Regions from separate parts of the Homo sapiens genome. Here region 2 is linked to region 1. The links are chromatin contacts, found by Hi-C in ENCODE. All regions are on one chromosome and are shown on one strand. Each heading gives the region's core, a stretch centred on a gene start or an enhancer-like site at or near the end of the contact. The rest is flanking DNA. Distances are from core to core; before and after follow the strand shown. Region 1 has its middle 28 kb from the start of IGFL4. Region 2 overlaps PPP5C (protein phosphatase 5 catalytic subunit).

Evidence for each region. A loop is a pair of places that touch in the nucleus more often than their neighbours do. Pooled maps may share reads with other maps.
Region 2: a map of PC-9 shows a loop between it and region 1 (2.6-fold over the local background). The contact joins two enhancer-like sites. A Hi-C loop is called at or near these places in 2 of 168 maps with a recorded cell type or tissue (MCF 10A and PC-9) and 2 of 50 pooled maps.

Annotation. Positions count from the first base shown.
Region 1 is chr19:46,066,847-46,070,528 of GRCh38, reverse strand. It overlaps a transcript of IGFL4 not described here. Among named protein-coding and RNA genes, the nearest start is that of IGFL4, 28 kb to the right of the region's middle. Within about 2 kb of position 1,833, at least 3 of the 41 ENCODE cell types and tissues checked have a DNase peak (open chromatin) inside an H3K27ac peak, as active enhancers do; they include PC-9, where a contact is called at or near this core.
Region 2 is chr19:46,372,222-46,375,903 of GRCh38, reverse strand. It overlaps PPP5C (protein phosphatase 5 catalytic subunit), which reads right to left. Exons shown (of 13, transcript NM_006247.4): 3 at 153-300. Among named protein-coding and RNA genes, the nearest start is that of PPP5C, 27 kb to the right of the region's middle. Within about 2 kb of position 1,768, at least 26 of the 41 ENCODE cell types and tissues checked have a DNase peak (open chromatin) inside an H3K27ac peak, as active enhancers do; they include PC-9, where a contact is called at or near this core.

The DNA of each region.
Region 1 (3,682 bases), core at 584-3,083:
AACACCACCAGAAATAAAATTCCTTTTTTTTTTTAGTTATTAAAATACATTTAATGCTTGGTATTGTGAGCATGCAGAAGAAAGAAAATAAGACTACAAAATGAAATAAGGGCTAGAATTTAAAGCCAATGTAAAGGAAATGTTCTAAATTGTGCAAGTGATTAACAGCCAGATGTTCCCCTATGATTCCGAACATGAGTCTCCAGTGCCAAGTTCCAGCCCGAAGTCTGTTGGACTCTCAGAGAAAATGTATAGTAACAAAAGCAGCCAAGACTTGCATGACGTCAGCTCTTATTTCTCCTTGAGTTTTTGTCCCGTGGATGTGAATCACTAAGAACACATGCATTCCTCAAGTTTTAGGAGATAAGGCAAAAAAAAAAAAATCTTAGAGATTTGCTTCAATTCGTATTTGAGCTTCATGGGATGCAAACATAGGAGACTAAAGCAGAAATGAGTATTGCTTCAGTAATCATGAGTCCACCCAGCTTAGTGAACAAAACAAGCGTTACCCTCCTAACCTTCCTGATAACAGGAATGTCTTGTTTGAAGTGTTTGGAGTCAGTGCATTTTACTGGCTGCCATTCAAAATATGTTTCAATTCTTAAAACTGAAACCCTGAACCTGTTCATTCATGTTTATTGCTTTAGTCTAATCTATTGTTTAGATTTTTCCCTATGCATATGGCTCAGAGCATCTTACACAATTTGCTTCAGAATTTTCACATCTATTGCTGTTGACTAAACACTCTAATTAAAGTGCCCAAATATGTACATACAAGAATATTTGTTGCAGAATTTTTAGGGTAAGGCTGAAATATTGCAAACAACCTACATAATTTTCAAAAAGAAGACAAATGAAATAAATTACAATTTATCCATAAAATAGAAATCTAGGCAGCCATGAGAATTATCTGTGATCTGTGGGCTTTTAGGGCTTCAAGGGGGGGATGTATGATATCTTATTTATAAGAAGGGAAAAGTGTGGCATATATGTAGACTTATATGTATTCAACTATACAGAATTTATGGAAAAATACAAACACTACATCTTAAATGCAGTTACCTTTGGGGAGGGTAGGAAGCATGATAAAAATTATCAATGCTCACCATGTAATCTTTACTTCTCAGACTGAACATTTTCATTAGAATACATTTGTTTCTTATCTGTATTATTATTTTAGGTGATATTTGAAAATTGAGTGAGAAAAGTCAGTCAGATGAGAGAGAAGAATACAGAGGGTAGGAAGAGACAGAGCAAATGACCTCAGCAACACAGAATCCAGATGGAGAGAAAATTGGGGGAAAGAGGTGGAAGATTTTGCTCATGGCATTGGCAGTGCCTGGCCTCTGAGGTGGGCTCTAGAACAAAGTCCTCCACTCCCTCTCATGTCTGGGGACATTCAACCATGTGAAAAGGTTTTCCAGGGAGGCATTTTCTCTGACCACCTGTTCTATACAGTACTGATAGGACAGCTTTCCCACGTACTGCCAGCAGCCCCGATCCAGAACTCAGCACTGCCCCTCCAGTCAGAATCAGAGGACCGAGGGGAAACATGCTCTCCTGTCCCTAATCACAAATGAAACTGTCTTTAGCATGAAGATATTCACTTGGTGAGAACTTAAGTCAACTGGACAAAGAGATGTAGGTCTCCAGTGCTCAGAGTGAATGTGTCTTTTGCAAAATCCCGAATGTGATTGCCCTGAGGCTGACATGGGGCCAGAAATGCCTGAGTCATCTCTACCTCTTCCTCTATGAAACCACATAATTGCCTCAGACTGAGCTCCCAATGCATTTAATTGTTTTGATCAAAGTCTTTCCCGGCGGTTCCTCAGAAGGAAGGATTGGGCCTGGAGGCCTACCCAGGGAGGGAGTCAGAGGCCGCCCACAGATGAACAATTCTATCTGTGTGTGCACCACCCTCCTACCAGACTTTGAAACCCTTCAACAAACAAGGGCTTTGGGATCCCCAAAATGAATCCCAAGCCCCTGGTTACAGAATCAACAAAGCGGGATGACAAATAAGGGAAAAGTTCAAATCTGGTAAACGTATCCCACAATTTGCAAGCAAAAAAATTGAGAACTATTTTTTTCAATTCCGCACACAATTAAGCATCATGTTTGCATTCAGTCTTGTTTTATGTTGGATTCCATCATGATGAGATTCGACACTCAGAGCTCGAGGTCTTTAATATCTTAATGTACCCTGTATCCCAGGACCTCAGATTACTGTCTAAGCCACTGCAAGGAAACATCAGCTCTGTCTGCCCTGGTGGGTCTTTCTTCATCTGGAGAGATAAAGAGATTGTTTAAGATTTGTGTTCAGAGACACATGGTGACACATGGTGGCGGAATTGGTTGAAGAGCATCTGTGACAAAAGGTGGAGAGATGGAGAACAGAGCAGGGTCCCCTCTTGGGAGGACCCAGTTATTGAAATTCCTTTTCTGCTGCTCTCTCCCCGCTTCAGCCTGGAGCATGGCAGGGATTCCTACCTGGATCCTTCTTTGATTATGGGGGAAGGTGCAGTCAGAGTTCACACCTGAAACCTTTTGACTCAAAGTCTTTTGATCCAAGGGACCAAAGAATGTTTGTCATCATTGCTGGAAGTGGAGCATAGGAGCAGGTGAATCCACACCTGGGTAAATGGCACTAGGGCTTACTCATGGGCTTATCCATGGAGCAGTTCTCCATGATGTCACAGATCTGGTTTCCACACCTGGGGGCTGGCTGACTGACTCTTTCCTGAGGGATAGATCAGATGTGGGTCCCAGAGAGAAACAAACCTGGCTGCCAACCTGGGGCCCTGTCAGAGCCCCATCCTGCAACCCCACAAATTCCTCCTCCATTCTGCTTGTTCATCACTCTTTCCTCACCTGAAACTCACTCTGAGCCTGAGCACACGTGGATGAGGATGCAGACAAGCCCCTGTGGGAAACGAATGGGGTCGGCAATGAGACTTATGTGCAGTCATCTGTTTCCTGCCTGGGGAATTTTCTAGGCTAGCTTTTGTTCTGGCTAAAGCTCAGCATTACTTTGGGGCTAATTCTTCTGGGATCAGGCTCATCGGGGTAGGGGCACTATTCCTGGGAGCTGGTCTTGGGCTCTCTGGAACCCAGGAAGGTGAAGGCATGCAAGGAAGCTCATAAAAGAGCCAAGATGAGAATCCAGGGAAGGGAGTGAGCTTCCTGGATGGGTGGAGGGCAAACTGGGACTGAGGTGCCACAGAGGCAATGAGGAAAACAGCGAGGGCCTGGGCTGAAAGCGGATGTCCAGATAGTAGTGTTAGGTATAGGCAAAGGTGGATATGCTGGGGCTGGGGTTGGAATTGAGATTGGGATCATCCTTACTAAAGGTTTGGCTTCTGTTTGCTGTGGCTTTGAAGCAGGCACAAGGAGAGTGGATGGGAGAGTGTCAGAGGATCTGAAATGGGGACTACGATTGAAGCTTGAAGCCCCTGTGAGCCTCTGGGAGGTTCTTTTATTGACCACAGCAAGATTGCAGAGTTCCCACTCCCAAATCTCTCCAGTGAGAACCAGATTGGACATGAGGACATGCCCTTGGCTGAAGGAGAGGAGCTGAGATGGTTTTAGGAGTACGATTGGGTGAACATAATTCATGCTTACTTGCTCTTAAATGTTTTCATTCCTCAACTTTAAATTTAAATGGTTGATATAGGTTGAATGT
Region 2 (3,682 bases), core at 519-3,018, 310 kb before region 1:
GAGCGCCCTGGAACACAGGCAGAGGAGCGACAGACACCAGCCTGGGGACAGAACAAGGGGCCACCCCTGAGCCCAACCCCACCCCCAGGGAATGGAGAAGGCCCGTGTGGAATGTTCTGGGCTGGAGCGTGGAGCATCCAGGCCTGACTCACTCATGCTCTCGATGTCCAGCGAGTCCACCACGGAGCGCTTGTGCTCGTCGCCCGCGATGGCCCGCTCAAAGGCCTTCTGCTTCACGATCTTGTTGCACTCCTGGTATTTCATTTTGGCATCCTTGTCATGGGGCTTCACCTTGACCACCTGGGTGGGAGGGAAGGGGCGTGCACACTGAGGCTGAGGTGGGGGCACAGCGGTTGCCCCCAGGCTGCCCAGCCCTGGGTTCCATGAAAGTGGAAGTCAGACCGCCTGGGCGCCAGGTGCTGATGGTGCAACCCTAGACGTATTTAACTGCCGAGCCTTGGTTTCTGCACCCCAAAACTGGGCACAGCAAAGCTGCCCGCATGGGTGCACTTCATCAATCTTAGCTATGAGCGCGCTAAAATCAAACAACTGCCTGTCTGAGGACTGCGGGCTCAGCTTCAGGTGCCCTGTGAGAATCCCTGTGGGGTGAGCAGCATCCCAAGCACAGGTCCTGATGCTACTATCGTGACTACCAAGGTGGCGGAGCATGAGAGGAAGGGCCCGGCTGGGTCTACGGTCACAGAACAGCCCAGACTCACACAAAGGGCCAATGACTTGCTGGACGACATGGACTCCCCAAGCCCAGGTTACCTAATCTCTAACAGGGAGGTGACACAGGGCTCCCCTGCCAGGGCTGTGGGAAGGAATAAGTAACACAGGGGGCCCGGCATGCAGCAGGGGCAGGTGGGCAGCAGCACCGAGTGCTGTTACTTCCCTCCCTCACACTCTGGGGAGGCCCAGGACAAAAGATTTCCCTGTTTTGTCCACTGAAGAGAGGAACTGAGGGTCACAGATCCCTGAGACCGGGTTCAAATCCCAGCTCTGCAAGTCATGAGCTGGGTGACCTCAGGCAGGTGAGTCTGCCTCTCTGTGGCTCAGTTTCTCTCTGAGGTGGGACTGAGAACCATATATATCTCCCTCAAGAGGGCCACTGGGAGAGCTGCATGGGTGAATGCTTGTGAACCCTGCACAGTGGTGCCAGGTGAAAGGAAACTCCACGTGGGCGCCCACTGCTCTTCACGGTCCCCCTTCTGGGGCTGCTGCGCTGATGACCAGATCATACACAATAGGCATGGGGCGTTCAGCTTTGGGACATAGCAAGTTCCCAGTGAAAGGAGCCCTATCCCCGCAACCTTATTTACCCCGATTCCTGCAAACTCTGATCTTCTAACCTGAAAAGCAGACTGGATTTGGGGGCTGGATTCAGATCCTGGCTCTGCTACTTACTTGCCATGTGACTTTGGGCAAGTGACTTCACCTGTTTAGTCACGTAGACCCCCGTCTGACCTGCCCACCATCCTTAGCCTCCCCAGGAGCAGACCCCCGTATCTCCTGTGCCAGAGGACAGACTGGGAGGTCCCAGGGCCGGCCCTCAAGGAGCAGGGGTGGCCTCTGGTGGAAAGCCTGGCAGCGTGACTCAGAAACCTCCACAGAGACACCCACTGACCCCTGCAGGTTGGTGTGACAGAAGCAGGGGGTGAGGCTCATCCATGCTGGAAACAGGTGTGTGCGCCAAGCGGGGTGAGAAGAGCCCAGGCCCAGCAGGCCACGGCCTCCTCCCTGTCTGGGCAGGCCTAGGGCACCCTGCCAGGCAGCTCCACCTGGGCTGTGGGTGGGTGTAAGGCAGGGGAGGAAGACAGTGCCAGGCAGCCCCTGGCATCCTTCCCAATGAGGAGTGGTTATGTGCCCACACCCGGCTGGCATCCAAACCAGCATGTGGCCTGGCCCATGCGGCTCCTCCCACCCCTCTATACCTCCCAGCCAGACCACTCATGTCCCCGGCATGCTGGCTCCAGGCCTTTATGCAGGCTGCCTCTGCCCAGAGCACCTCATTTGCACCTCCAGCTCCTCCTCCAGGTCTCAGCCCCACTGATCCCTCCTCTAGGAAGCCCCAGAGGCTGGGTCAGGCACCCCCTCTGGGCTCCCAAAGGCCCCTGGGCTCCCTTGTTCCAGCCGTGAGCCCTGCTGGTTCGGAACCGGTCTGTCCACCCCGCTGGAAGGTGGCCCTGTGAGGGCAGGGCTGAGGCTCAGCCATAGCTGTGCGTGCAGCAGTCAATGAATTTCCCTTCCCCCCTTTCTCCAAAGAAATGAATGAGTGACTGAGCATTTCCTCCCCGCCAGTCTCCTGTTCTCCAGGGGTGGGCGGGCTGGGAAGGCAGATGAAGGCAAACAATGACAGCGCAGGGAGGAGAAAGGGAGTGGGAATACCAACAGTGGCAGCGGCAACAATAATAATACACAGCTCACTTCTAGAGCACTTACTATGTGCCTAATATTGTGTAAGCAATTCACTTGCTCATTTATCCTCCATGCACCTCTACATGGCAGTGTTTTCACAATCCTCATCTGACAGACAAGAAAACCAAGGCCCGGGGAGGTGAAGTCACCCACCCAGGAAGCCAGGATTCCCTTCTCTCCCAGGCGAAACTGCGCCAAAGCCCAGGCTCCTGATTTCCGCTATGCACGCTGGGATGGGCTCCCCTTCCACCACCTCCCCTCCCTGCCTGGGCCTCTCGTCCCTGGGGCACACTGCATGCCCTCCAGGGAGGCAGCGTGGGGCAGTGGTTATGAGCCTGGGCTCTGGGACTAGGCCTCCTGGGTCTGAATCCAGGCCTGCCAGGACAGGCGGCCTCACATCTCAAGCCTCCCTCAGTTTCTAGAAAGTAGGGGTGGTGCCAGCACCCCCTGGAGGATTGTCGTGAGAACTTAATGCCAGGCAGCAGCAGGCAAGTGCTCATCCCAAGGCCTGCTGCTACTGTAGCTGCTGCGACACGCAAGGTCTAGCTGGGACAGTGAAGATGCCCTGCTGGGCTCCTGCTCCTGAGGAAGGTCATTCAGTCCAGACCAGAAGGGACTCAGCTCCTGAAGGCCCACCGGGTCAGAACTTCACACTGAACTTTTTTTTTAAAGTGGCAGTTGGATTGTATCAAGGTCAGTATTCTGACTGTGATATTTATGTAGTTATGCCAGATATACCTTTAGGGAAAACTGGGATTTCTGCATTACTTCTTACAACTGCAGGTGAATCCACAGTGCTAAGTAAACAAGTTGTTTCTAAAAGCATTATCTTCGTCAGCGAGTACTCATGGGTAATGATGTCTGGAGCTGGTGAAATGGTAACACAGGTTCACAATCCCCGAAGAAGCCCTGGGGGCTGCGTGTATTTGGGGATTGGGAATTTTTTGGATTTTAGTAAGGTGATTTGGTAGATGGCCGGGTGTGGTGGCTCACACCTATAATCCCACCACTGTGGGAGGCTGAGGTGGGAGGATCACTTGAGCTCAGGAGTTCAAGACCAGCCTGGACAACATAGTGAGTCCCTATCTCTAGAAAAAAATAACAACAACAACAAAAAGCTAGCCAGGTATGGTGGTGCATGCCTGTAGTCCCAGCTACTTTGGGGGGCTGAGGTGGGAGGATTGCTTGAGCCCAGGTAAGGCTGCAGTGAGTCATGATTGTGCCATCACACTCCAGCCTGGGTAACACAGTGAGATTCTGTCTC